7 separate regions of the Homo sapiens genome follow, and all the other regions are linked to region 3. The links are chromatin loops, found by intact Hi-C in ENCODE. Cell type or tissue: PC-3. All regions are shown on one strand. Region 1 has its middle 31 kb from the start of FAT4. Region 2 has its middle 230 kb from the start of ANKRD50. Region 3 has its middle 220 kb from the start of LINC02516. Region 4 has its middle 130 kb from the start of LINC02516. Region 5 has its middle 65 kb from the start of ANKRD50. Region 6 has its middle 70 kb from the start of FAT4. Region 7 overlaps LOC105377408 (a long non-coding RNA gene).

Region 1 (4,000 bases), 950 kb after region 3:
CCTGTTGCTGCTCACTCTTTGGGTACCTGCTGCGTTTATGAGCTGTAACACTCACCGTGAAGGTCCGTGGCTTCATTCTTGAACTCAACTAGACCAAGAACCCACAAATTCCGGACACAATGCTATTATCACTAAACCATAATTTGTGCATTTTTTCAAGTTACACACACAGACACACATTCACAGCACTTCCTAGTTACTAAAATGTAATACAGTCTTACAGATGTTTTTTGTATGAATAAATGGATAAGTAAATGTATGAAGAAGGGAAGAAATAAATGTATTTATGTTCAACTCTCTCAGTAATGAGTAACCATTTTAATTTGAATTACTTGACTTTCATTCATGTCGTCTGGTTCAATAAGAAAAGCTGAAGAAGATGTGTAATTTCAGCTGGTAGTCTCGTTCCTTTTTTTTTTTTTTTTCGAGACAGAGTCTCTGTCACCCAGGCTGGAGTGCAGTGGCGTTATCGCAGCTCACTGCAAGCTCTGTCTCCCAGGTTCAAGTGATTCTCCTGCCTCAGCCTACCGAGTAGCTGGGACTACAGGCATGCACCACTACACCCAGCTAATTTTTTGTATTTTTAGTAGAGATGGGGTTTCACCATGTTAGCCAGGATGGTCTCGATCTCCTGACCTTGTGATCCCCGCGCCTCGGCCTCCCAAAGTGTTGCTATTACAGGCGTGAGCCACTGCGCCCGGTCCTTAATGGTCATTCTTTTTGTGGCTCTTTCCTCCATAACTTCTAAACCCAACAACTATCATCTTTTACCCCTTATATTCAATTTTGAGAAAAATAATTTTAAATACTAGTTCCATGTGCAAATATTCCTCTGCATCTCTCTTTCTGCCCTGGGAGCATTGTGTGAAAGTGGAGAATAGTGAGAATTTGATACAGTGATATTTTTTCAACCATTTTTTTTATTTTTATCCTGGACACATGACTATCTCTATGCTACAACTCTCTTTGAAGAATTCTCACTGTGCCATGTTCATTCCTTGTTGTTTCCAGATGTAGTATTACCTAGATTACTCTTCTTTCAGCTGCTGTGAGTGTGTGCATATGAGTGTGTGTGTTCATGGGGATTTCCCTGGGGAAGGTGTATAAACAAACAAAAGAAGGATGGAAGGACACCTGGGAAGGGAAAGGAATATGTGCTGGTTTACAGTTTCCAGGTATACTGCACTATTCCCAAAATTTTGCAAATTAGATTTACTCTGTGATTATTTTTTCCCCAGTTTTCAAATATAAAGGATAAGCTTAATAACCCTTCATTGTTTACATTTCTTTTGTTAATGATACAGGATAGTAATCATAACAACAGTGCGTGTTGCATGTTTCTTATGTGCAAGTCCTGTTCCACGTGCTCTGCAGGCATATTCAGTTCTCACAGGAAACCTCTGGAGGAACTGGTTTTATTATTCGCACCTTACAGAAAAGAAAATAGAGGCAAGGAGCATTAAGAAATTGCCCAAGTCATTCAAGAAAGTAAGTAGTGAAGCCAACAAAGAAGCTACAAACTTTTACCAGTGGGACCACGATACTCATGTTCTTAATAGATTTTTCCAATTACTCAGAACTTTTTTTCACTTGGTCAAAAAGAAGAGGTTCAGAAGAGAAAGGCTATCCAGTGGGAAGAAAGTTGTGCCCTCTTCCACCCTATAGAGCAATCTTTGAGGCATAGAAAGAGCTCTTCATTGATGTCAAAATAGAACTCTGTCTTAGTACATAAAATTCTAAGTTTACGTTTTGAGACTATAAAGGTGTAAAATATAGTGCCTGTCCTGGATTTAATTTTGTAAACTTTTGGCTTTTACAAATCGCTTAAAATAAAATGATGAAGGGTTTTTAAGAAACACTGTCCTTGTTTGGTTGAAGTCTGCCACCATGTGGCCACTTTGAAAAATAACATTTTTAGAAGTGACTTCGTAAGAATTTAGATCTAGAAGGATATAGAATATGCAAATATGATATTTCATAATAGCCGAATTTAATCATTGTAGTCAGCCTATTTGTGGTAATGGTATTATTACACAAATCATTTCACAAGAGTCATTTATTTTCATTTATTTTTACTACCAGCTTTTGAGGTAGAAATGTAAGATCTCTCAGTCTGCAAGTACTATTTTTTAACCTTTCATGAAGTACTGACCTGAACAGGAATCCTTAGATTCTAGGTGGGATTCCAATGTCAACTAGCTGTATCTCTACAACATCATATGACTATGACATGGTAGATTTGGATTTTAAGCCCAGTTCAGTCTGACACTGAAACTGGACATATTAGGACCTAAACACGTTTTCCTTGCTTGAAGTTTGTAAGCTATTTTAGTATATCAATTATATTTGTCAAACAACTAAAATCTAAGCTTAACTTTGCACTAAGTTGACATAAAATTAATAGTAGAACTAGTAGTGGTATAGTATAGAATTTAGTAGTGACAGGCAAATATTCTTGTGATAGTTAATTTTAGGTGTCAACTTGACTGGATTAGATAATTCCTAGAGAGAAGGTATTTCCAGAAGAAATTAGCATGTTAATCTGAGTGGATTAAGTGGCAAAGATCTGCTGTCAATGTGGGCAGACACTATTCAGTCAGCTGGGGGCTTGGCTAGAACAAAACCAGAAAAGGCAATTAGGTCTCTCTTTCAAAGAGCTGAGATATACTCTTCTTCTCCTGTCTTGGACATCAAAACTTTAGGTTCACCAGCCGTGGGATTCTAGGACTTACACCAATATCCACGCCCCCTGCCATCTCCAGATTCTCAGGCTTTCAGTCTTAAACAGAGAGCTCACCATGAGGTTCCTTAGTTCTGAGGCCTTCAGACTTGGACTGAGCCATGCTACTAGCATCCCAGGGTCTCCGTCCCAGGGCTTGTCATGGGACTTCTCAATCCCCATAATTGCACGAGAGCTAATTCCTTTAATAAAATCCCCCTCATGTATCTATGTCTATACCTATATCTATTAATAATATCTCTCTCTGTATATATATGTATCCTATTGATTCTGTCTCTTTGGAAAACCCTGGATTGATAGAATTAGTATCTTGTTAAGAATTGGTGCCTAAGGATTTCAAAATTGTTTTCTCCACATTATGTCAAATGAAACAAAACAAAAACAAAATAACACCTTTGATATGCTTTGGCTCTGTGTCTCCACTGAAATATCATTTCCAATTGTAATTCTCCCCTGTCAGGGGAGAGGCCTGGTGGGAGGTGATTGAATCATGGGGGTGGACATCCCCCTTGCTGGTCTCCTGATAGTGAGTGAGTTCTCACAGGATCTGGTGGTTTAAAAGTGTGTGGTAGTTTCTCTCTCTCTCTCTACCCTGTCACCATGTAAGATGTGCCTTGCTTTCCCTTCCGCCATGTGTGTAAGTTTTCTGAGGCCTCTCCAGTCATGTGAACTGTGAATCAGTTAGACCTCTTTTCTTTGTAAATCTCCCAGTCTCAGGTAGTTCTTTATAGGAGTGTGAAAACTGACAAATACAATCTTCTATAAATTTATCAACAAATATGTAATGTATGCCTGTTTGTTTTATAAACTTCCTACTGTAAGGAGATGAGAAATTATCCCTATGTACTAAAGTGTACTAAAGTACCACTAATTTTATGAAATAGCAGTCTATAACAACACACTTTGATTAAACTTTATTACTATTAAGATTGACATTTTTGGCCAGGAGCGGTGGCTCACGCCTGTAATCCCAGCACTTTGGGAGGCTGAGGTGGGTGGATCACGAGGTCAGGAGATCCAGACCATTCTGGCTAACACGGTGAAACCCCACCTCTACTAAAAATACAAAAAATTAGCCAGGCGTGGTGGCGGGTGTCTGTAGTCCCAGATACTAGGGAGGCTGAGGCAAGAGAATGGCGTGAAACCAGGAGGCAGAGCTTGCAATGAGCCGAGATCGCGCCACTGCACTCCAGCCTGGGCGACAGAGCGAGACTCCATCTCAAAAAAAAAAAAAGAAGGTTTATATTTTTGATCCCCATC
Region 2 (4,000 bases), 610 kb after region 3:
TTTTTCTGAGGAGGCAAGAATTCAGGTTGTTGCAGACCCATATGGATTTGCTGCTAGTAACAATTATGGGGCATACATTTGGAGGTTTTCTGTTTATTTATTTATGTTCATTAGGTAACATATTTATGATGTTTGTGTGAAGCTTAATCAAATTCCAAGTTAAATGACCTTTTATTCTATTACCATTTTATGAGAGATTTGAATTTGTAACCTCTCATTCATTGGTCCCAGTAAGAATTCTGATAAACCCAGTGGGATAAATCCATATTTTTCAGAGTATGGTTTACAGACTAGCTGTCCGTCACAGGGCAAGTACAGAAATTGAGAGTATGTGGTTAGAAACATTTAGAGCAATTTGAGTCATTTTATGTCTGCTGAATCAGATGACAAATAATTTGGGCTTATGTTTAGTGTGTCTAATTTTTCAGAAGTTCATTTTTATAATATTTACAATATTATCAATCCATGAAGAATAGGGAATTGTTAAAATGTTCTCTACCATAGTCCCTTGCATAATACTAACTTAATAAGACTTTATTCTGACTGTGCGTTCCACAATTATTTGTGCATGTATGCATGCTTCAAAGGCCAGTGTTTACAGAAGAAAACCAAAATGAAATTTCTCAAGTCATCCCTTAGGAGAGGCTTTAAAACACACAATATCTATTTCCCAAATCTGACTGCTAAGAAAGCTCAACTGTGTTGGGGGAAAATATTAAACAAGAGGGTCTAAGAGAGTGGTCAATACTTAATGATACATACAACTACCTATGTGGAAACCTTCATCTTATGACTTGTATGCACCAGGGAAGAACACTTTATGTCATGGAGCAGAGTGGAGCTTCCTTTTATACCATTAGCTGGGCATGGTGGCGCATGCCTGTAATCCCAGCTACTCTGGAGGCTGAGGCAGGAAAATCGCTTGAACCCAGCAGGCAGAGGCTGCAGTGAGCCGAGAAAGTGCCATTGCAGTTCAGCCTGGGCAACAAGAGGAAAACCCTGTCTCAAAAAAAAAAAAATAGATATTGTTAATACACAGTGGATACTCTTGTTTTCTGGTAAAAATTGGCTTCTGTTTTAGCAATTCCATAAAAATCTTTTAGTATTGTCACTTTCTTCCCTCTTCAATTTTTTTTCTTCCTCTTTTCTGTACTTTCCTTGTCATTTCCTTCCTTTTCTGTATTTGTGCTGAGTTGTTGGGAGTTGAAGAATTAGGGACTTAAATTTTTGTTATGTACTAGAAATAGATTAGGAATAGATTACCACTTGCTAAAGATGTCATAGGTGATACATAGTTTTACATTTGTAGGTTTACAACTATGGATTAATATGTTTTAATATTTTCCAATTCACTGAAAACCAAACCTAACTCTTATGTGGAAACAGTGTCAGTCCTTTGGAAATCCTCTGGAGGAGTATTTGTATATGCCTACAATAATGTTATGAAAAGAAACTTAATAGAATGTAACAAGATAAGGTGAGAAAATTAGTTTTTTAAATAAGAGCCACTTAATTTCAAGTTAATTAAAGGGCATACAGGAACCTTATCTATTTTGGCATATAGATTTGTAAATGTGAGGTCTTGGTTCTTCTGTTTTGTCCAGACTGAGTATGTTGACCTTTGCAGGCACACTTTTAATTTCTGGTCAAACAAGTTTTTCTGTTTATGTTGAAATTACCTCCAGCAGTTGTTCTTAGGCCAGGCTAATTATCAGAATCACCTGGGGAGTTACCATATAAAAATCTCCGGAGGTAAGAGCTGGGAATTTTTAAACTCCATAATCCCTAAAATCCTACACAGGTGATTTTGATGAATAGTCAAGTTTGGAAGCATTTGTCTGGAGGCAAAAGTCCCCAAAGAGATAAAAATGAATTTAACATTTTTATAAGCATCCTAGTACAAAAGAGGAAGTTCCATTGTTACTGGAAGTTCTACAGTATCTTCTTAAAACATTGGGTAGGTATTCTGAATGTGGACCCTTCAGTTATAATCTCCTTAAGGATGAGGACACAATTTCCTTCCATTGTATTCTTCACATGGTTATTACATTCCACTGAGATGAGACATTCATTTAACTCTGCTGAGCAATTTGACATTCCCAAGAGAAAACGTGGCTAAAAAAGAAATAGAACATTCACTAACTCATGTGCTTTACTTGGAAGACATCCACCTCCAGAGAAAAATGATCAAACTCACACAAGTAGTATTTCCAAGTGCTGATACACAACTGTCATTATTTAAAAGGCAGACTCACTGCTGCTGAATTCCACGTGGACAATCGTAGCTAATTGAGGCAGTTATTTTAAGAATATTTCATAATTTCTAAAGCAGCCATAATTTTATTTAATGTTTTGTTTGACAAATATAGCTTTACAGGCTCTATTGTTCCAATTAAAACAATATTAGACTAAACAATTAAAATGTTTTCATTATAAATTTTTATCATAAATGCTTATAATGACAATGATTACAGTGCTGAGTTTTTTTATATTGAGTAATTAACAATAGTGTTCCATCATTTAAGAAAACCTTATTTCAACATATTAGGCCCAACTTAAGGGCATCGATAAAGATGAAATAAATTGTATTGCCATTAAAAACACTGAAAAATGCCAGATAGTCATTTAGTTATATTTTACAACTTTCTTCTTTTTATATCTTTCTAGAATTATACTGTTATAGTCACTTTGATCTGTTGTTCCTGTTCCTAACTTATCAGATTAATCAATTCTCAAAGATTTGTAGAATGATAAATCAGATCACACCCTGCTCCAAACCAGTCTTTGGGCTATTTTAGCATTTATGCATCTAAATGTTAACCCCGTTACTTAGTTTAAGTGACACATCCATATTCCCTACGAACAGCTTATTTAAAATACCTGACTGATTATACCAAAGATTTCCCAACTCATAATTTTGCCTTGAGTGTAATAGTTTCTTTTTTTCTTATTGTGCATTTTAGGTGTTTGTTCCAGGCAATACATTATCCTACCTAATCTCCATGTTTAGATCTTTTTTTCTCATGCCTTGAAATTACCTGCCTCATGACTCATCATGTTAACTGAGTAATCAACTTCCTCGGTGTAATGTAGTCTTTGGACAAGAGTTGAAGGGCTATGACATCCAATTAATATATGCATTTTTTTTTAGTATTTTCTTATGAGAGCAATATAAGCACTTATTAAAATGTTACAGATGAGTTTATAATGGAAACCAGGAATTCCCTTTCTCAATTCTCACTGTCGTCCTGATCCTCAGAGCGACTGTTTTGAATATATTTTGTTTTTCTTATAGTTACCTTCGTATCTCCCAAATATACTTTTATTACTATGTCTTTATGATATTTAGAAATATTTACTGATTTTTATCTTTTAAAGGTGAGGATTCAGTTTACTTATCTAACCTATCCTCTTCCCTAACACTTTTTCTTATTTATTATAATAATTACTTTATTAAATACTATAATAAAGTAATAAATATTTAATACTTTATAGCTCTTTTACTGGTATTTTTCTAGGTTTAAGAAATTATTTAAAACTTTATTTCATGTTCCATTATAAATGACTATCCTTAATGTATAAAATAAAGATATTAGCATCTTTATCTTTTTTGATGTCTTTCCTTCCCGTCTTCTCTTTTCTACCTTCCATTCAAGTTACACTGCATTATACATTGTTAGGGTGATAACATTTTATTCAGTTCTATAATCCAAGGATAATTTTATGTGCTTTATATATAGAATCACTTTAAAAGTTGAAAATCAATAAACTAAACTTTTCCATTTATTTTTATTTATTTACATTATCTTGACCATGTAAATTTAGTTCACTATATAGGTAAAGTAGTGAGCTATGATTATATTTCTTTCTTAGGAGTTTTAATTTGTCAATTTTGGTATCACACAAGGGTGAATATTTCTACAATTATGTTCAAATGTAATGACATACAATTGTTCAAAGTCATTTTTAATTTTGTCATATTTAATTTAATCAAAAGTCA
Region 3 (4,000 bases):
TGTGAGCAGGAGTTACATAACTCAGAGCAGCAGCAATCACCAGGGCCCTGGGAGGGTAGATTTGCCTGCATCCTCTACTCACCCAGAGCCATGCAGCAAGGGCTGGATGGCTGCTAGCCCCAGAAAACCTTAGCAGACTGTGAGGCTCAATCCAGTTTTGAAAAGCGGTAAAGAATGCACCCATTGGGCCGGGCGGGGTGGCTGACACCTGTAATCCCAGCACTTTGGGAGGCCAAGGTGGGCGGATCAAGGCCGAGATCAAGAGATGGAGACTATCCTGGCCAACATGGTGAAACCCCATCTCTACTAAAAATACAACAATTAGCTGTGCATGGTGGCGTGCGCCTGTATTCCCAGCTACTTGGGAGGCTGAGGCAGGAGAATCACTTGAAACCCGGGAGGCAGAGGTTGCAGTGAGCCGAGATAGCACCACTGCACTCCAGCCTGGGCAACAGAGCAAGACTCCATCTCAAAAAAAAAAAAAAATGCATCCATCAGGAACGTTGTCTTTACCAATCCCTAGCCTCCACCCTTGGTTGCCCTGGAATTTTCTTCCATCAATCCCTCTGCTTAGTATGAGGTAAAAGGCTGAATGTATTTCAGCTATAATCAGAGGCACTAGGAAAACTGTGTGTGTGTGTCCATGAACACTCCCAGGTACATGTATGTGGGTTGGCAAATGACCTGAGGGAATATCAGGGAGGGAAGTAAAGCAATTTAAAGTACAGATGAAAGGAACTGAGGATGAGTGCACGGTTCCTGGCTCAAGATATGCTTCTCAGAAGTTTTGTAGAGTATTTAAAAGCCCTTCCTGACTTGTCAGGTAACCCACATTTTCCTAATGGTCTGAGCTAGTGGAAATGGAATGTGCTTTTTCGATAGGCTGCTCAATCTAAATCTCTGAGTATCTTCTGATTTGTCTGGTAAGCAAAATGTATGACTTCAGAAATCTTAATTGGCATTTAACGAATGACTTTTCAGCTTAAATGTTAGTCTTGCGTAATTACAACTCTTCAAGTAAAAATATGGTATTCTGGTAAAGAAATTTAATGTCTCAAAGAGGAATAGTTTCCAAATAAAAAGCTGCAGAGAACTTAAAACTACGATCATGAGATCACTGCTTTGTATAATTTATATGATACAATCATTAGATTCGTTTCCTTTATAAGTTACTTCAGACATAATACTAGAAATTATATAGACTTGCTAATGGATTCCCTTTTTAGAAAATGCTATCATATATTAATACATCTCTCTACTTCCTTATTATTAAAACATAATCCCCATTTATTTCCATTTAGAATAATCAAACAAATCAAAAGCATGATACTAAGCACTATAGTAGTAAGGTTGCATAAAAAGAAAAATGACTAAAACCACAAATCTACTGAATAATAATACTTAAGTAGAATAGTGTTATTTTATAATTTTATTAAATGAATTTAAATAAAAACAATGGTTTGTGCAGAAAGCTAAATGCTAGATTTAAAACCATAATATCAACTGGGAAAATGCCACTAGGTGGAGCCCATGGTTTCTAAGATTTTTGATAGTCTCCTCAAGTAGTCCTGGGGTAAGTATTTTCTAGCTGTTGAGTCACAGTGTTGTTAACTGTTAGGGAGAGACATTAGCTTGATATATAGGACGATCCTTTGGTTACGATTAGGAAATGGGGAAATTCGAGAATGGGGTAATCATTTTTCCTTCTGTACAAGTTTATAAAAGAATGCAAGTACAATCAGCCCATTTCTGGAAACTAACAGTAATTTAAACTGACTTTCTGAAAAAGAACAATCAATAATTTAATAATACTATGGCAAAGAAAGCTAGCTCTTTGGCAGAACTGTTGAAATGCAGTTTTCTCTTATTAGTGGGTATTAAATATCCACTTTAAGAGAAGTTTAAAAGAAAATTAGAACAAAAAAACATTTTAAGATATACTTGTAAGTCAAGCACATGGCAAATAAAAGAAACGCATTTTAAAAATTATTTAGATTGCATTCATCAGGCAGTTACAATCTGTTAAGTACATTCCGGAAAAAAATGTGAATATAGGACAATTGTACTCTAGTAGCTATTCTAAGGGGGCAAAGAAATAGCTTTGCTTACAGATGATACACAGTTCAGCCTATTAAAAATAATATTAAATTACTGATTTCACAGTCATTCTTCTTCATTAAATTTAGTTTTTTTAAATGTAAAGCTTTTAGGTATCATTAACATTAATAAACTACTTATTTAAGTCATATAATTTGATAAGTTTCACATACATAACTGCAACAAAATTTGTGCTCCCTTAAAACTTTTCTTGTGCTCCTTTGTAATACCTCCCCTCCCCATTATTCTCTGTTTTCTCTCTCCCTGAAGTGACCGCTAATCTGTTTTCTGTCACTGTAAGTTAGTTCATATTTTCTATCTGGATTCATACAATATGAACACTGTTTTTGGTGAGGGTGCGTCTAGCGCTTCTCCCTTTCAATAATCATTTTGAGATTCATCTACATTGTTCTATGTATGAGTTCATTCCTTTTGATTGCTGAGTGATATTCCAAGGTTTGGATATGCCATAGTTTATCTATTTTTCTATTGATGGGGATTTATGGGTTTTTTTCCAGCTTGGGATTATTACAAATAAAGACTCTATGAACATTTGTGTACTAATCTCTGTAGAGATGTGTATTTCCTTTTATCTTGAGTATAAGCTAAGAGGGTAAGGGCTGGTAAAGGGGAATTGTCATATGACAAGTGTCTGCTTAACTTTTTAGGAAACCGGCATGCTGTTTTCAAAATTGGTTATACCACTTCTTCCTTTGTATGTAATAAAGTACATATCTCTGTTTTATGGATATTAATGAAAGTAATGAATATCATTGAGTTGCTTAAATTAGGAAAAAATAAAACAAAACAAACTTTGACTTTCTTCTACTTAAGAATACACTATCCTGGACCACAGTGTCAAATTTGTCTCCTATGTGCTCTAGAGGAACAAAGATAAAACCATAGTCACTACCTTTAAACTACTTGCATACATTAAATAACTTAAAACATCATTGGGTAAGTTAACGAGAAGAAGAAAGAAACAAATAAGATTTTTAGTTCATCAACATATGAACAGGATGAAACAACTTAGAATTGTAAACCTTATAATTTTGTTGCTCTAGGTTATGATAGATGCACAGCTCAAAATTTAGAATAGTATCTGCTTCAATGTTCTACCCTAAATTCAGGCCATGTGTTCTTATTTTACATTAAAAAATGTACTCACTATTTCCAGCAGAACAATTTCTCATAAAACTTCTCAAGCATATTACTTTTCCAGTAATAAGAGTGCTTGCTATACTTTTAGTATGTTTTGGTCTTTATTCAAATAAATTAAGTTGGCCATAGTTTAAGTTGTACTATATTATCTTTTTGGAAAACATAGCCCATGTTTTTAATTTAATGAAATTACACCACAGGAAGAAGGTGTCAGTTAAACGTTTTGAAAATATTTCCTTACCAGATGTATGATTTCATATAAACTGCCTAATTGTCTATTTCTGTATTTGTAAAGAGGACTAACACTTCTGTATACCTTTTTGTGAGAATAAGAAAATTAAAACTTATAAAGTACTTAAGTACTCAATAAATATTAACTTTTATTATTTTACTATTTCTAAAGCCTTCCAAATATAGAAGATAGTGGTAGATAAGTCTGTATTAGGAAGAACAAAAACACCTAGACAGAAATTTGTTCAGAAACCTTGTCTTGTTTTCATATCTGTGGATTCCTGTGAAGACCATCCCTCTACCCCCCTTAAAATAGTAAAACTTTTGTACATCCTTAGGTTTCCAATGACTAGAACTGTTTCTTAGATTGTCAAACAACTTCTGCGATTTGATAGTTTCTGAAATCCAAATGTGCTTCCTGACCTATTGTAATAAGTTTGTTTAGTACTGCGCTTTGCAAATCCCCTGAAAAATGAACGCTATGCATGTTCAATGAAATATATTTAACTCT
Region 4 (4,000 bases), 95 kb after region 3:
TGAATAAAGGCAAATTGTAGCAATCTTTGATTGTGTTCCCTGTATTCCCCAACTCCCCTGACTCTCCTTGCCAAGCCCACCTGCCCTGTTAGAGGTTGGAAATGCCAGGCACAGCCCACTGGGAAAGCTGGCAGCTATGGCAAGACATGAAACCAATGCTGACCAACTGGGACCTGAGTGGAAGGAGGCTTTGGGTTAATGCTTTCCTACTAAAAGAAACAGAGACTCAAAAGAAATCACCTCTTTTTCCTTCACTGGGTTGGTGGTGCCTGCCTGTGCCTTGTGGAACCATCGCAGCTGAATTGAGATCATGAGGGTGACAATGCTGATGATGGGGAGGAATTCAGATGAAAAAATAACAACGGCATCACTAAACTGTGGCTCTGTGACAGACCTATCTAGCCGTATCTGGCACCCTATTATGTGAAATTACAAATTCCCTTATAATTTATGTCATTTGACCTGTGTGTTCTATTACCTGCAGCCCAAAACATCTTATGTGATAGAATATTTAATCAAATGAGGTATCAGATTCATTTAGATTAAAATAAAATGTAGCATAAGAATCAAAGTAAGGATTTTTAAACTGATTTACAAAATTATTTCTTACACATTATATTTGCTTGTACAAGAAATTAAATATATTCTGGTAATGTAGTGCCAAAACATCAGAGACCAACAAATATCAATCACAGTTCTCCTCATGTATTTGAGCAACTGAAGTATTCATTCCTGTTGAATTTCAGTTTGCAGCATTTCAAAATTGATTGATCAGTTTTCTTTATGTAATACATTAAAATATACTTTTCATTCCTCTAGAAATGTAGTTGAAATTTCATGTCCTTTTCACTTTGAATGTAGAAATTTGGGTTCGTTGACCTGGCAAAAAAATGTTCCCACCCACGAAACCTGTCAATAATGACAAAATGAGCCAAGTAGAGCATTTGTAACAATCTCTCTATAAAGGATATTCTTTATACAATTTGAAAAGGAATTAAAATTACAAATGCAAAATTGAGCATAGGGTCTTGTAAGACCAAATTCAAGTGAGAGACCCTGATGTTTTACCTTCAGATGTTTTACCTTCATTAGCTTCAGGGTATAACTATCTCTGATAATCAGTTTTTAATTAAAAAAAAAAGTCAAAAGCCTCAGTCTATTCTTTAGATATCGATATCAAAATTCACATCACAGGTTCCAATCATGAAAAGCCAAAATAAATACCATTAACTTCAAAACCTGATCTGTAGCATAAAGGTTATTGGGTGAAACGGGCTCAAGGCAATCTTCCTTCTTTTTCTAAAACTGTGCCCCACAATTTTTTTCCTATAATGTCTTCTATCTGAAGTTTAGTCATAAAGTCTGTTCCCGACAGGGGAGAGAAATGAGGACATAATGGTATGATCTATGCTTCCTGCCAAGCCCGCTGCTTCGGTGATGGAGGTGCTTTGTACACTGGGTTATTGGATTATGGCCTCTGTTCCTGCCTGCATCCACCAGGGAGCCAAGCGCTCTGTCTTTATTTCGTGACCCTTGTGTTTACACTATTTCCCTCTCTGTGCCATGATTTCCTCTGAGCTATCAAATACTTCTAATTCCTATCCTCGGCCTGTGTGTTTCCTGCCAACTCCCAGGGGCAATCAGTCGCTTCCTCACTTCTTAGATTCTGCCTGCCAAACTTCCTGCTCAAACATGTAACTGTATACATACACACACACACACACACACACACACACACACACACACACATCCAATTTTTATGTCCCTTCTTATGGCTGTCTTCTAAAGTTGAAGAACTTTGAAACTATAAACTGTTTATCCTTTCTCTTAACTACCAAAACTTCCTTCTTCTTCTTCTTTTTTTTTTTTTTTTAATGCAACACCTTTTAACTCATTTAAGGCTGGCCTCAGTGTCTGTATTCCTCCAGCGTGTTCATTTTGCAGTGGAAAGTTTTCAGGAAAATTGGACTTTACCCATTTATAGACTTCAAGCCTTATATTTTATTCATTTGGAATGGATTTTAAAAATGGGTTACTAATTTTGAAGGTTATTAATTTTTTGAAAGTGACTTAAATAAGTAATTTCCTGTTTGCTCCCCTAGTGGCCCCATGAATTGTGCTTGAATTGTTTTCTCATCTCATGACCGAGTAGACTGAATTATTAGGGCAGGATTAGGACCATGTACATCTCAGTACAGCCTTAGCACCTGGTTCAAGGACTGGAATATAGTAGGTGCTTGATGATTCTTTGTGGAATGGAATGAAAGAGAAAAATATTTAGTGTATTTAAAATTTATTTTAATTATTAGAGTAATTATATTGTAGAGGTAAATTTTTTAAATATGGAAAATTTAGATTTTCTGTATAATCAGATTGTTCAGATTTCCTCCATGTCTGTACCTAAAACCACCAAAAATTATAATTTTTAAATGTGAATTTAAATATTTCATTTCATTTACTATCTAAAATGCTTGAACTGCTGATGGCTCATTTTCATTTAGTCCTAATGTCCTGGTTACTTTTTAAAGTAAAATGTTATTTTACTTATATATCATAGAGATGGCAATTCATTCATAATTTGAGTTTCTTTCTTTACATGTCACCCACATCTCTGTTTACTTACCTGATGCTTCTGCTCTTTCCTTTTTTCTCTAATTTTTATTACTAATAACAGTGTTAAGAAATATATACATTTCTAATTTCCAACAAGTAAGCCTAGCTCATATTTTTAATTGTTAAAATCAGGTCTAATTTTAAAGTGAATGCACACAAATAATGGGTCCTTGCTATTTCCACACATATAACATGAATTTCATGAAGGTAATTAGTAAGCAGAATAAGAGAAAATTCCACACATCCCTTCTAAGAGAGAGGGGCATTGGAAAGTTTCAAACCCAAGTGGTTTCAAATCCAGCTCTGACATTTAGTAACTGTGTGTTATTCAGGAGTTACTTAACTTCTTTGAACTTCAGTTTTTTCATTAGGAAAATAGAAAACATAAGGACCTCAACTGGTGGTTAGCAGGATAAATGGTATTAAAATACATTAATTATTTAAGTCATGGTAGATTATATATTGATACTATTATTTTGTGGACTTTTAAAGTCAAATAGACAACCAGCTATAAATATCAGAACTTGATTTTAAAATGAAAAAGAAAAACTATATTTAAATAATCTATTCCAGGCCAGGCACAGTGGCTCATGCCTGTAATCCCAGCAATTTGGGAGGCTGAGGCGGGCAGATCATTTGATGTCAAGAGTGCAAGACCAGCCTGCCCAACACGGTGAAACCCTGCCTCTATTAAAAATACAAAAATTAGCTGGGTGTGCTGATACACACCTGTAATCCCAGCTACTTGAGAGGCTGAGGCATGAGAATCGCTTGAACCTGGAAGGCAGACGTTGGAGTTAGCCGAGATTGCGCCAACGCACTGCAGTGATAGAGCGAGACTGTCTCAAAAATAAATAAATAAATAAATAAATAAATAGAATAACATATTCCAAATATTTTGTCTACAATGTACTTACAATGTTAAGATTATTTACAACTTCATGTTCTTATGTAAGATTTTGATATTTTATAGGTAAAAAATGAAATATATGTGTTCATGTATGAATTAAGGTATTATTTCTACATACAAAAAAATTTGCAGAACTAAGAAAATTACTCTGGGAAACCAAGAGGAGAAACACACTTCTATTTGCATTAGGTGGATGTCTCAGACACAGCCAAACCTGTATCTAATCAGAATAGGCAGTTCCTGAAATTATAACTTTGAGGTTCTAAAAAGCTTGAACATTTTAAAAGAATTTCTGTTTTACATGACTGTTGTACATTTTAGCATGAGTGATTCCTGTTTAGCTTTTAAGCATGCCAATTCCATGAGTGCAGTTAACTCATAGTTCTGGACTGCCTATTTCAGAACCATTTACAATTGCTTTCTCATCTTCTACTGTGAAAACTCCACAGATAGGGCTTAAATACTCAGGTTCCACAC
Region 5 (4,000 bases), 310 kb after region 3:
TTTTCATAAAGCATGGTTATGTCCCTCTACTTATGGGGATTAGAAACAAGATACTACTGAACACATAAATAAAAACAGTAAAACACCCTACATTTCTAGATTTTGTCTATCTCTGGTTAGAAACCTATTTCAAAGGATTCATTCATTCATTAAAGACTTACTTCCTGAGCATCTCCTTTATGCCAAGAACTGCAAGATGTTAACAAAAGAGAAATGGCCTCTGCTGTCATTGAGCACACATTCTAATTCTATTCTGTATCACATTTCTACTCTCTGTTTAAAAAAAGAGACTGTTAGAATATAAATTCCTTGTGGGCAGAAATTGGGCTTTTTAAAGTCACTTTCTAACATGGAAATTAGTGGATATTAAGTATTCAATAAGCATTTATTGACTAAATAAATAAATGACATTTCCATTGGAAAGTTGAAATGCATTATTGGTCACAAACAGAATTGTCCAAGACAAACATTAAATGCATTGAACCTAAGATGATGAAACAATAAATAGGTTTCTTCTTGTATTTAAGTGAGGCCAGTCTAATAGTTTTCACAATTAGTATGCATTTGGCAAATAAATTCTCAATGTTCCAGGAACACTAAAAATCATTCTGGATTAATTAAGAATTTAACTGGAAAATAAGCATGACTACAATTAAATAGAAAAAATTAAGTGTGAGAAATGTAAATAAAAAGCATATAAGAAATGTGTGAATAAAGTTTATTTTACAGTTTAATGAATAATAATGTTTTTTTTGCACAAATCAAGAGATATAGTCCAGAACCTTAGAGTAAAATCATAGACTTTATTGATTGTTTATCTGGTTTTTTGTTTGTTTGTTTATTTGTATTTGTAGAAACAGAGTCTCACTATGTTGCCCTTCTGGTCTCAAACTCCTGGCCTCCGGAGATCCCCCAGTCTTGGTCTCCCAAAGTACTGGGGTTACAAGTGTAAGCCACCACATCTGGCTTCACTGATTATTTTTTGTCACTTTATCTTGCTTTCCTTTGTAGGGCCTCTATTTTTGTTCTAAGATTATGCTTTATTTTTCATCCTTGTATAGCTCTTCTTTTGTTTTCCCAATTTTATTTTATATATTTATTTTTGAGACGGAGTCTCGCTCTGTCGCCCAGGCTAGAGTGCATTGGCACAATCTCGGCTCACTGCAATTGTAAGCTCCACCTCCCGGGTTCACGCCATTCTCCCGCCTCAGCCTCCCGAGTAGCTGGGACCACAGGTGCCCACCACCACCCCCGGCTAATTTTTTGTATTTTTTGTACAGACGGGGTTTCACCGTGTTAGCCAGGATGGTCTTGATCTCCTGACCTCATGATCCGCCCGCTTTGGCCTCCCAAAGTGCTGGGATTACAGGTGTAAGCCACCACACCCGGCCTATTTTATTTTTAATGAGCTAGTTTTCCCACTCATCTGTTTTTAATTCAGCTTCTATCATAATTTACATCGAAGGAGTCATTACCAGGTCGCAAATCAAATACCTATTATTATTATTATTGCACCAGTAGCATGTATGGTTAATGCTCAGAGGAAGGGTTGTGATATGAAGTGTGGCTGACAGCCCACACTTGTTCTTTTTGCATACGTGAAACCTCCTTTTTCTCCATGCTTGTTGGATAATTAGAGGACAAACGGACAGGTCTTTTTGACCTCAGTGTCAGCTACTAAGTTCTTCTTAAAAGAATCAACTGAATTCAACTTAATTATCTCCAATAAAAAGAGGTCAGGGCAGAGTATCAGCTAAAAGCAATTAAGTAGTCAACCCACAAATGTTCAAACAAATAAGTGATGAATAATTGGTTGGTTTCCTATTATATTCAATACAAACTGACTGAGTAGAACAGATGGGAAAGCAGGAATAAGAAAATATAAACTATTTTGTACTAAGAGTTGGGATCCTGTTTGAGAATGATTAAGTGAAGAGTATGTTTTAACAAGTGGCCTAAAATAGCAGGATTTAAATGTTTCTCACTACCACACAGCTGTTTCTGAATGAAAAGAAATTGGAATTCAAAGATTAGTAATTGAACACATACTATGTACAAGACAATCCAAAAGATATCAAGATAAGTAACACTCATTTTCTATCTAAATGAAGATTACAGTGGGAGAAAAATGATACAATCTGTTTAGCATAAAACAGAAAAAAAACCATGAAATATAAAAATAAATTACAAGAGTCATTAAAAATAAATAATCTCTGTCTGGGAGAATAGAACAAAGGTCAATGTGGGCAGAGAAATATAGCTGTGAACGAGCATAGAGTGTTCCAGCAATAGTAAACACTTCGATGGGGATGTGAGCAGAGGGTTTGGTGCCTGTGCAGTGGTGGTGAAGTGGCAGAGAAAATGGAGGAAGAAGCAACTAACTGGAAAGGTAGGTGAAAGATAGCCTGTAAGAAGCTCTGTGCCATGCATGAACTGGCATTCTGTTAGAAATGAGAGATCCTAAAAGTTTAGAGGTAGGATTATGCTGTAATAGAGTGATGTTTTGAAAAGATAACTGGTGGCCACATGAAGGAAAAACTGCAGAGCAGATGCGCTAGACTGAAGAGCACAGAAGAGGCTGTGACATGGTCAGAGCTCTGCTGGAATATAGTTTAGCTGCCATCAGCTTGAAGAGTTGGAGAAGGCAGAGCACTAGAGAGGAGTACGGGTTAAGGGGGAGTCCCAGGAGACCAGGAGAGGCTCTAAACAAGGATGGAGGAAATGGGCAGAAGTACAGAATAGGAAGGTGAGAAATGGGGTAGAGTTAGAGCCCATAGGCTCCTAGGCTACAAACCTGTACAGCATGTTGCTGTAAAGAATACCATAGGCAATTGTGACACAATGGCAAGTATTTGTCTATCTAAACATAGAAAATGTACAGTAAAAATACAGTATAAAAGATCAAAAAGCAGACCCCCAATCCCTATATAGGTCATGAATAGATTTTGCAGCAGTGGAAGTTGTTCTGGGTGAGTCAGTGAGTGAGTGGTGAGTGAATGGGAAGGTCTAGGACATTACTGTATACGACTGTAGACTTTATAAACACTGTACACGGAGGCTACACTAAATTTATTTTAAAAATTGGTATTTCTTCAATCATAAATTAACATTACCATACTGTAACTTTTTTTAAAGTTTATTTTTAAATTTTTAAGGGTTTTGACTCTTTTGTAATAACAGCTTAAAACACAAATGTAGAGCTGTAAAAATATTTTCTTTATATCCTTATACTATAAGCTTTTTTCTATTTTTAAATTTTTTTAACTTTTTAGACTTTTTCTGTTACAAACTAAGTCACAAACACACATAACTAACCAAGCCCTACACTGGGTCAGGATCACCAATATCACTACCTTCCACTCCAACATCTTGCCCCACTGTAAGGTCTGTCATCGCCTATGATAATGATGTCTTCTAGAATACCTCCTTTAGGACCTGCTTGAGGCTGTTTTACAGCTAATTTAAAAAAATTAAGTGTAAGGTATATATTAGAAAATAATGATAAAAAGTACAGTGTAGTAAATAACCAGTAATATAGTCATTTACTATCAAATATTATTCACTGTATATAATTGTATGTATTTACTTTTGTATGACTGGCAGTGCAGTAGGTTTATTTACCACAAAGCATCACACAAACATGTGAGCAAATGCTTTGCTCTTAACATTACAATGCCACTAGGTGACAGAAAATTTTCAGCTCCATTAAATGATTTGGGACCACAGTCGTGTATGAAATCCGTAGTTGACTGAAGCGTCATGATGCGGAGTGTGACTGTACCTAGATGTGAGAGGTGAGAGAAGCAAAGCAATTCTGGAATGCATTCCTTACCTAGTTTTGAACAGCATAAATTTGTAAAAGAATGTGGAGGCAGGCATTTTATTGTCAAAAATTGTTTGAAAGAAACACTAGTTTTTGTAAGGTTAAATAGTTAATATTTTTCCTGAAGGACCTCTCAGAGTCTTTAATATGACAACATGCATTATAATTTTCTAAGAG
Region 6 (4,000 bases), 910 kb after region 3:
ATCAAATATACATTCTGTTTACCAGTATGTGTTAATTCTACCTATAATTTCAGGGAAGCTTCTCAATAATAGTTTTTAACTTTTTTTTTTCAAAATGAATGAAGGCAAGAAGCTTGACACGAACAGCCCAATGTCATGTAACTAATATTTGAAATGTGGTATTAGATCCTAGGATATACTCTCACCAGAAAAAAATGATAAATTGGTGTGGATTCAGACAATAACTTAGAGTTATCAATTCCAGTATCAGAGTCATTCTCTAAAGTTTATTTTTAAACTTTTTGTCCTAATAAAATGTATTATGCATGTGATTTCCTGTATTCCATGAAAAAAATAACATAAGAAATAAAATGTAGTGCCAGTCTTTAAGGATTTCGAATCCATAGTGTGATGGAAAATGAATTCTTATACTTTTACGGTGATAAAGACCCACGTCTCATACTAAAATTTATTTTTAAGTTATATTCATTGACTTCTGGATTTTATAGACACTTAGAAATCCAGTTGTGAAGTTAGCTTTCTAAATCTGTAATTTCTGGTAAAAGATGATGCTATAAATACTAAAGAAGATTGTAAGATAAATAGTAAGGTAAATAAAGCATTGTTTTGGAATGCCATTATTATAAGTAATAATTTTAAATCATCTTCTATTGAAAAAAATGAATATTGTGAATAAAATAGTTTTAAGAAACTACTACTAGCTTTCAACAAAGGAATACCTAAGAGAAAAATAGAAGATATATCACAAATTAAAACAAGAAACAATTTAAGTGGCAGTATAGCTTATAACATATATAAAATCATGGATAGAGTTTATAAATGCAATTTATTTTTGACACATGGTATTAGATATAAAGTTAAAAATCAAAATATAACATTCTTATATATTAGAGATTTTAAAAGACCATTAAATTCTAAAATAATTATATTGAATAAAATTTATATTATGAGGTTGTGAGCCAAATTTGTTCACAAATTGGGCACTGGGTAAAAGCTTATTAAATGAATGAAAATGTAATGGAACAATCTAGAAAAACAAGAACAAAAATAAGCTGAGTCTGCCAAACAATATTGCCTACAAGAAATGAGAAGAAATGCAATCAGAGGAAATATGAAGAGTTTTCTTTATCTTGCTTTTACAGCATTGCCATCGGTCATCCATTCTTCTTGTCCTTTGGAGGTTGAGGAGTGAGCCATAAAAATATTAAATTAAATGAAAACCACTTCATATTAAAATCAATGGATGACTGTTTGAACAGGCACTCTGCCATGGAGCCTAAACATTCCTGCATGTTCTTGCTGGGTATTCTAAAAATGCAAAGTCCTGACTGCTATTTGAGCCATCTTCCAAGGTTGTGATTATGGTGTCCAACCTTGAGAAGAGGTAGCATCTGCCCCTGGACAGAAAGCAGGCTTGTTCCCACTTGCTATAAAAGCAATACATTCCCCAACCTCAATGTTTCTCTGCTGCGGTACAATCCATTGCATGTATAAACACCCGTGGGTCTGGAGGACAGAGGAAACTGGTATAAATATGAAGCTCTGGCTACTACATTTGCTGTGAGTAATATAGTCCTTTGTCTCCTTTACAGGACTTTTGTGTTTTTTTATGAGCATATATAAAACAGTTCCAGGCTAATTTTCTAACTTACAAGTAGGGTAAAATCTCAGATGCTGTGTAGATCTAAACAATGACATCACTATCAAAATGTGTGTGTGCATGTGTGTACACACATAATTCTCTATATTTTTATATGTACATACACATACACATATATCCTGTATCTACTACTTTTTTTAGTCAACTGTTGTAACATTATGCTAATGGTTACATTAAATTGGTTAAGTACATTAAAATGGTTAAGTAAATTGTGCCATTTACTTAAGCCCTCTGTGCCCCCAACTATACATTGAGAATATTATTGATAGATAACTCATAGGGTTGTTATATGAATTAAATGCTATAGTGAGTGGAGTTTTCTTGGAACAATGTTTGGCACTCAATAGCTTTAATTATTCTTTCTTATCTTTGATTACTATTAACATATTTTATAATTCATTATTTTGCAAAGACATTTCACTGAAAGTAGGTTTGTGATCTTTCTATAACTATAAACAGAGACTTTGAGTAAAATAAATATCAATTTGTAGAATAACATCTACATTTGTATATATAGTGACTCAATTTTTAAAAGAAAATTTCACATTTTGTTTTAAGATTACTCAAAAATCATTTTAAAACATTTCAAGTAGGCAGACTGCCTAAAAAACAATACATGACCTCCTTCTATTTCTAAAATTGATCAATTTTGAAGTTACTCAGATATAGTATTTAAAGACGTTCATAATTGTGAAATATATTTAAAAGACAACAGTGGCCCCTAGTGATGCAAAAACTAAAATAACAGGATGGAGACAGACAATCCAAAGAAAAATAAACTTAAATGGTTTACTGACATTTTTAGCTCCATTGATGAGAGATTAATATTGTCTTTCACAGAAAGCACCCCTTTTTCAAAAATGGCTGTACACACTAACATGCATGCTATTTAAGCCAAGCAGAAACTGATACCTTGACTTTTATGGTTTATAAGGAACTGTAGATGCATAGATAGCCAAATCATACATCATCACAAGAATGGTAATTTACTTTTCGAACATGTTTAATTAGCAATGAATTAGAACTTTCTTATAAATGCTAGTACAGATGGTCCTCAATTTGTGATAGTTTTATTTACAGTTTTTTGACTTTATGTTGGTGCCAAAGAAATGTACAGTCAGTAGAAGCCATACTTCGTTTGAATTTTGAAATTTGATCTTTTCCTGGGTTAGTGATATGCAGTGATACGTTCTTGAGGTGCTGGATCAGATCATCTAACATAAAGCCTATTTTATAATAAAGTGTTGAATATCTTGAAATTTTCTTTCTTTCTCATGTGAGTTTGACTGATATGAGAGCTCTTACATTCAGCTATCAGATACGTGAATTCTGACTTCCAAGCACCTAATCTAATTGTATTGTGAATTCTAAACATTATCACAAATTTTGAAACAAGATGAGAATCTGTTGCACCCACAGAATTTAAAAAGATAATATAAAACAAAAGAGAAGTCCCAATTTACTTTGAATACTGTGGAAATAATTCTTACATAAGAAAGAAATTGGACTACTTAAAATTTGAAGGAAACTATTTCTAATCCAGTAATGCAAACTGAAATCATTTTCCATCAATGTTTTATTTGATGGAAACAAGTAACGTTTTAATGATGATTCAAGTAACCATCACAAAATGTCGTCACAAGAATTAATACGAATTACTAGATGAATGCATTTAGATAGATGTGATGCTTTTGAAAAAATGTAAAATCTGAAAAGCAATTCTGAAGAACAATTATCAATGTATGAGCAAGTAAATATCAGTTAACATAGACATTAATGAAGCATAAATTTACATTATGCTCCAAAGACAGTTTGGTAGGCAAGTTAGTAAACAGAAATGCTATATTGCATTTAGAATAAAGTTGAAGAATTTGTCATTTCTGAATTATCAATGATTTTTCATGAATCAGAAAGGATGTCTAGAAATATTTTTCAAATTACATATATATATTTAAAAACTATGCATACAAAGTAAATGTTCAGTTGTAGTTGGAAGATAAACTCTAAACTCAGATTGCTTAAATTTTGTGTGTTTGTGAGAACGTAAGATTTTATTTTTCTTGAATAAATACTTGTACAGTACTAGGATGTGTGGAAAGCATGTTCTTAATTAGAAACTACCAAACTTTTTTCTAAAGTGACTTACCATACTGCTTTCCCATCAACAAGTTAATGAAATGAAATATTGCTATTTCTTTTTTTTTCTAGCTCATTGAGAAATGTCGTTTATTTTGTCATTTACTTTGCTTCTTAATGGCCTTTTTTCTCCCCCACTCTGCTTTACTGAGGTATGATTGGTATATTAAAACCTGCACATAAATAATGTATATAGTTTGATGA
Region 7 (4,000 bases), 80 kb after region 3:
AGAGTAGCTCATGAGGTACGAATTTAAACAGAGAGGAGTGCCAGAGAGACTGACTTTTACTTGTCCAGTAGAAACGGCTCAAAAAAATGAGGATGAATGAGCTCATCAAAGGAGGAAGTGAAGAAAGGCAAAAATAGGGATTAGGATAGAATCTTAAGGGAATACTTGCATTTAGGAAATGAGATGTTGAATAAGAATACATTAATGAGAAAAAAGAGAGATGAAAATTTGTAAGCAATAATAAATGCTAAAATATCAAAGAATTTTTTTAAGCTAGGAGATTACATGGCTAAATTCAGCGGAGAGTAAGACGATGTAGACTGGAAAACATGCCAGTTATCAAACAGTAATGGGGGCAGAAGCTAGATCATAAATCAGTTTTAGACGTGGAAGAAAGCAGAGAGACTGAAGAAGAGCTTGAGAGAGAGGTAAGTAAGGAGGAAAATTATTTTAAGACTGATAGTTTGATATGATCATGAGTAAAAACTACTATAGCTTCACTTTCACAATTACTTTCGCTAATGATCAATTTCCTAAGTAAGACATCAGCACTTAATCTCGGCTGGATTCTTTCCCAAGCAAAAATGGGGATGTAAAGAGCAAAAAAAGAAGGACAAAGCAAAGTAAGAAAATAACAAATCAGTCAAAGAGAAAGTATGAGAAGGTTGGATTGAGAGCACACATAGAGCCATGGGAAAGAAAATGGGAATGCTGTTTGTCCTCAGAAGTGTGTTAGATATGCATGCTATGGCCTGAATGTTTGTGTGCCCCCAAAATCCATATGCTAAAGTCCTAACCTACAAAGTGAAGGTATTAGAAGGCACTGCCTTTTATGAAGTGGTTAGGTCATAAATGATGAGCCCTCATGAATGGGACTAGTGCCTTTTCAAGGAGATCCCAGAGAGCTGATTTGGCCCTTTCACTATGCAAGGACATAGCAAGAAGGCATCATCTATGCACGAGAAAGTGTTCTCCAGACTGAATCTGCTATGATCTTGGACTTCTCAGCCTCCGGAACTGTGAGAAATAAATGTCTGTTGTTTATAAGCCACACAGTTTATGATTTTATAGACCAATACAATGCAGAAAGAGATGGTGAATAAAAAGTACAGGGATAGTAACAAGGAAAGCCGAGAAGACATCTTTCAAATAGTCTTAATAATCTTGATAAATTAGAGAAAAATTATTCAGCAATTTGAAGGGTTTTGGCTAGGCTTACAGACATTAAGAGTAAAGACACTTTGAAATAGCTAAAAAAGAAAATAAAATTATGATTCAACAGGAGATAAATAAAATGATTACTCATCAGCCTAGAAGGCTTAGTTTAAATTAGAGAGCATTTATCTGGAATGAATCAATACATATGATTTTATTATTTCCTCCAGTAAGCATTGGCTGCCCAGTAGCAGAGAAAAAGGTCTGAGTGATCCTGATTCCCCTTTCTCATATTCTACCGATCTTGCTACTGGCAGGGACTGGGGTGATCCATCTGGTGTCAGATGAGAGACAAAAGGTTTTTCTCTTCATGTTCTCCATGGTTTGTTTTACCTCTTTGATGAAAAGAAGCTGTATGCCAAAGTGTAGAAAGCAAAGTCACCAAAATATAAGCCCACTCATCTATCACTGACAGTGTTTCAGACTTATTCAGCCCTGTTGTCGTGCTGATGAGTGGGGATAGAATTGCCAGAAATCTGAGGAGAAAAGTTCTCAGAAAATTAAGCCAAGTGGGAATAATTAATTTTCCCAAGCAGGGAGTGAAATGTCTCTCCAAGAGCAGTAGGGAGGTCACACCTGATCTTCAGAAACTGTATTATGTGGCAGGAGCCCCAAGTCCTTTCTGTCACTGTTCTAACTCCTCCTAGGGGAGCCTGAAAGACTTAATGTCAGGCAAGGCTACTTGATACTTATGGACATTTCCAGTTTTGGCCTTCTGTGAATGTAGAAAATATAATGGCATTGAACTTTAATGTGCATGATTATGACTCAGATCTTAGGCTCAACCTCAGAACCCAACTGGGAACAGAGTGAATATAGTCTCTGATTGTCAGGAGTGAATGAGTCAAACATATATAATTCATATAATAATTTAGACAGTAAAACAGCCCAACAAAATAGGAAGGTTTTTTTCTTTTAAACTTTAAAGGAGACCATTTTCATAATCCAGGCTTAAAAGGAGGCATATATTCATGTAATCCAACCACTTAAAATTAAGAGAAATCTCTCATCAGAGAATTTTAAAACTACTATAGCTTCTCTTTTACGATTAATTTTGCTAATGGTCAAGTTCCTAAGTGAGGCAGTATCACTTAAGCTCAGCTCTATTCTTTCCCAAGCAAAGGGTCTGTTGAAAGGATGCCGTAATAAAGCCAAGATAGGGCTCCTTTGTGCCTTTTGATGGAGTGAGACGGAATGGCATCAGATTGGGGATAACTTTAAGCACTATCGCTGCTATATGAGGAGATAAAACAGAAAGCAGTCCGTGTCTCTGAGTTGTTTTGAAGCAGAAGCCTGTGCTTCAGCAAGGAATATTTGTAACTGGAACTGACTGTAGTCTGAACTAAGAACTGCCGTTGGCTGTGAGTAATGAATTCCGTGCCTGAGGTCTGTGTTATTGCTCCTGTTATTCAATATCTTGGTTCCAAGGCAAATGCTGCTGGACATGGGCACATTTATAAATGAATAGTATAGTATAAATTCTGAGAACTTATGGAGACAAGAAAAAGGAAGGACTGCCATATGAAACACTCTCAGCCACTTCCTCAGCAAGGAGGAAAGGAAGCAATCTCATATGTAATAGTGACTTTTTTATGTCTGGCCCATTCTAATATATGATATCATCATAATTCTGCAACTTAAGTATATTAAGCTCATTTATAAAATAATGAGACGAAGGCTAAATATTTAAGAGCGTTTCTCAGTCAGACGGCAGAAAGGAGCAAGTTCAGCTGCTGAACTAATTAAATTTATCCTTGCTTAGTTGTTCTCGACATATGAGCTTTGGACCGGCAGCATTGGTATCATCTGGAAATTTGTTAGAAATAAAATTCTCAGGGCCCATCCCAGACCTACTGAATGAGAAACTCAGCATTAAAGAATGAACTCAGCAATCTGTGTTTTAACAAACCCCATAGGGGATTCTGATAAATACTACAGTGTGAGACCTACTGATCTAGTAAGAAGTCCATGCTCCCTACCAGTGTACACTACTTTCCCCACTCTGTGAAAATACTAATAATTGAAATATTAAACGGATGCATACTCAAGACACTTTGTCCATGTCATGTGTCCACAATTCCATCATTCACTTAGTCATTTCCCTCTGCACAAATTCATTCATTCATTCAATAAGTGCTATATAGAGTGTATGATGATGATGACAGATAAACACAAAGATTAAGACAAACTGTCTGATATTAGAGAAATAGGGCAGGCACACATGAATTAGTTATATTACATGAGGCAATATCTAATCACTGCCAGAATGAAGAACTCAGAGAATTCCATGAGATTTTTGGATACAAGAAAAGATTAAGTTGTTACAGTAAGACCTCATGGAGAATACAAGACTCTAGCATGATGTTGGGAAAATGAGAATATAAAAAGGTGATGGTGGTGATGGGGTGTGGATGGGGTTATTCCAGGTGGATAAAAGCCTGGAAAAGTATATTTGAGAATGTCCAGAGCAACAACCTGTTTTCTTAGATGAGAAAATCACCACAGTGGTTTAATAATTTGCAGGAGGTACCTGAAGTATAAAGAGTCTCAGAATAGGAATGAGGAGACCTGGATTCTATTCTGTCATAGCCAAGTGACATTTTTCAAGCTCTCCATTTTTTTTTTTAAGGCAGGAGTTTCAGTTCAATACTTGTTGACAAAATTGCTGGAAAGGTTAATGAAAATAATCTCTGTCAGGCTTTCCCAATATAGGCAGTATGTATGCGCTAGAAAGAAAAAGTTCAACTTTCAAATATATTTGGGGAATAATGGGTTAAATTATTGT

What was found. Peaks named below come from ENCODE experiments on the same cell type or tissue, not always from the same donor. Only the 100,000 strongest peaks of a DNase experiment are listed, where the experiment ranks them.
Region 1: a loop joins it to region 3, with 10 times the contacts of the local background. A loop is called at or near these places in 73 of 110 quality-filtered maps.
Region 2: it touches region 3 in a loop (10-fold over the local background); 7 of 110 quality-filtered maps call a loop at or near these places.
Region 4: a loop joins it to region 3, with 6 times the contacts of the local background. A loop is called at or near these places in 4 of 110 quality-filtered maps.
Region 5: a loop joins it to region 3, with 5 times the contacts of the local background. A loop is called at or near these places in 5 of 110 quality-filtered maps.
Region 6: it touches region 3 in a loop (13-fold over the local background); 72 of 110 quality-filtered maps call a loop at or near these places.
Region 7: a loop joins it to region 3, with 3 times the contacts of the local background. A loop is called at or near these places in 3 of 110 quality-filtered maps.

The regions. Positions count from the first base shown.
Region 1 is chr4:125,282,016-125,286,015 of GRCh38, forward strand. No RefSeq gene overlaps it. Among named protein-coding and RNA genes, the nearest start is that of FAT4, 31 kb to the right of the region's middle. In PC-3, a CTCF peak has its summit at 1,872 (motif pointing left); no DNase peak of the experiment used is centred here.
Region 2 is chr4:124,938,454-124,942,453 of GRCh38, forward strand. No RefSeq gene overlaps it. Among named protein-coding and RNA genes, the nearest start is that of ANKRD50, 230 kb to the left of the region's middle. In PC-3, no CTCF peak of the experiment used is centred here; DNase peaks (open chromatin) are centred at 2,108 and 3,058; H3K27ac peaks cover 4,000 bases.
Region 3 is chr4:124,332,711-124,336,710 of GRCh38, forward strand. No RefSeq gene overlaps it. Among named protein-coding and RNA genes, the nearest start is that of LINC02516, 220 kb to the right of the region's middle. In PC-3, a CTCF peak has its summit at 1,536 (motif pointing right); a DNase peak (open chromatin) is centred at 1,571; H3K4me3 peaks cover 277 bases; H3K27ac peaks cover 488 bases.
Region 4 is chr4:124,427,944-124,431,943 of GRCh38, forward strand. No RefSeq gene overlaps it. Among named protein-coding and RNA genes, the nearest start is that of LINC02516, 130 kb to the right of the region's middle. In PC-3, no CTCF peak of the experiment used is centred here; a DNase peak (open chromatin) is centred at 1,528; H3K4me3 peaks cover 1,241 bases; H3K27ac peaks cover 2,565 bases.
Region 5 is chr4:124,645,507-124,649,506 of GRCh38, forward strand. No RefSeq gene overlaps it. Among named protein-coding and RNA genes, the nearest start is that of ANKRD50, 65 kb to the right of the region's middle. In PC-3, no CTCF peak of the experiment used is centred here; no DNase peak of the experiment used is centred here.
Region 6 is chr4:125,242,673-125,246,672 of GRCh38, forward strand. No RefSeq gene overlaps it. Among named protein-coding and RNA genes, the nearest start is that of FAT4, 70 kb to the right of the region's middle. In PC-3, a CTCF peak has its summit at 2,383; no DNase peak of the experiment used is centred here; H3K27ac peaks cover 953 bases.
Region 7 is chr4:124,412,854-124,416,853 of GRCh38, forward strand. All of the region lies in intron 1 of LOC105377408 (a long non-coding RNA gene), which reads right to left. Among named protein-coding and RNA genes, the nearest start is that of LINC02516, 140 kb to the right of the region's middle. In PC-3, no CTCF peak of the experiment used is centred here; a DNase peak (open chromatin) is centred at 1,988; H3K4me3 peaks cover 548 bases; H3K27ac peaks cover 2,859 bases.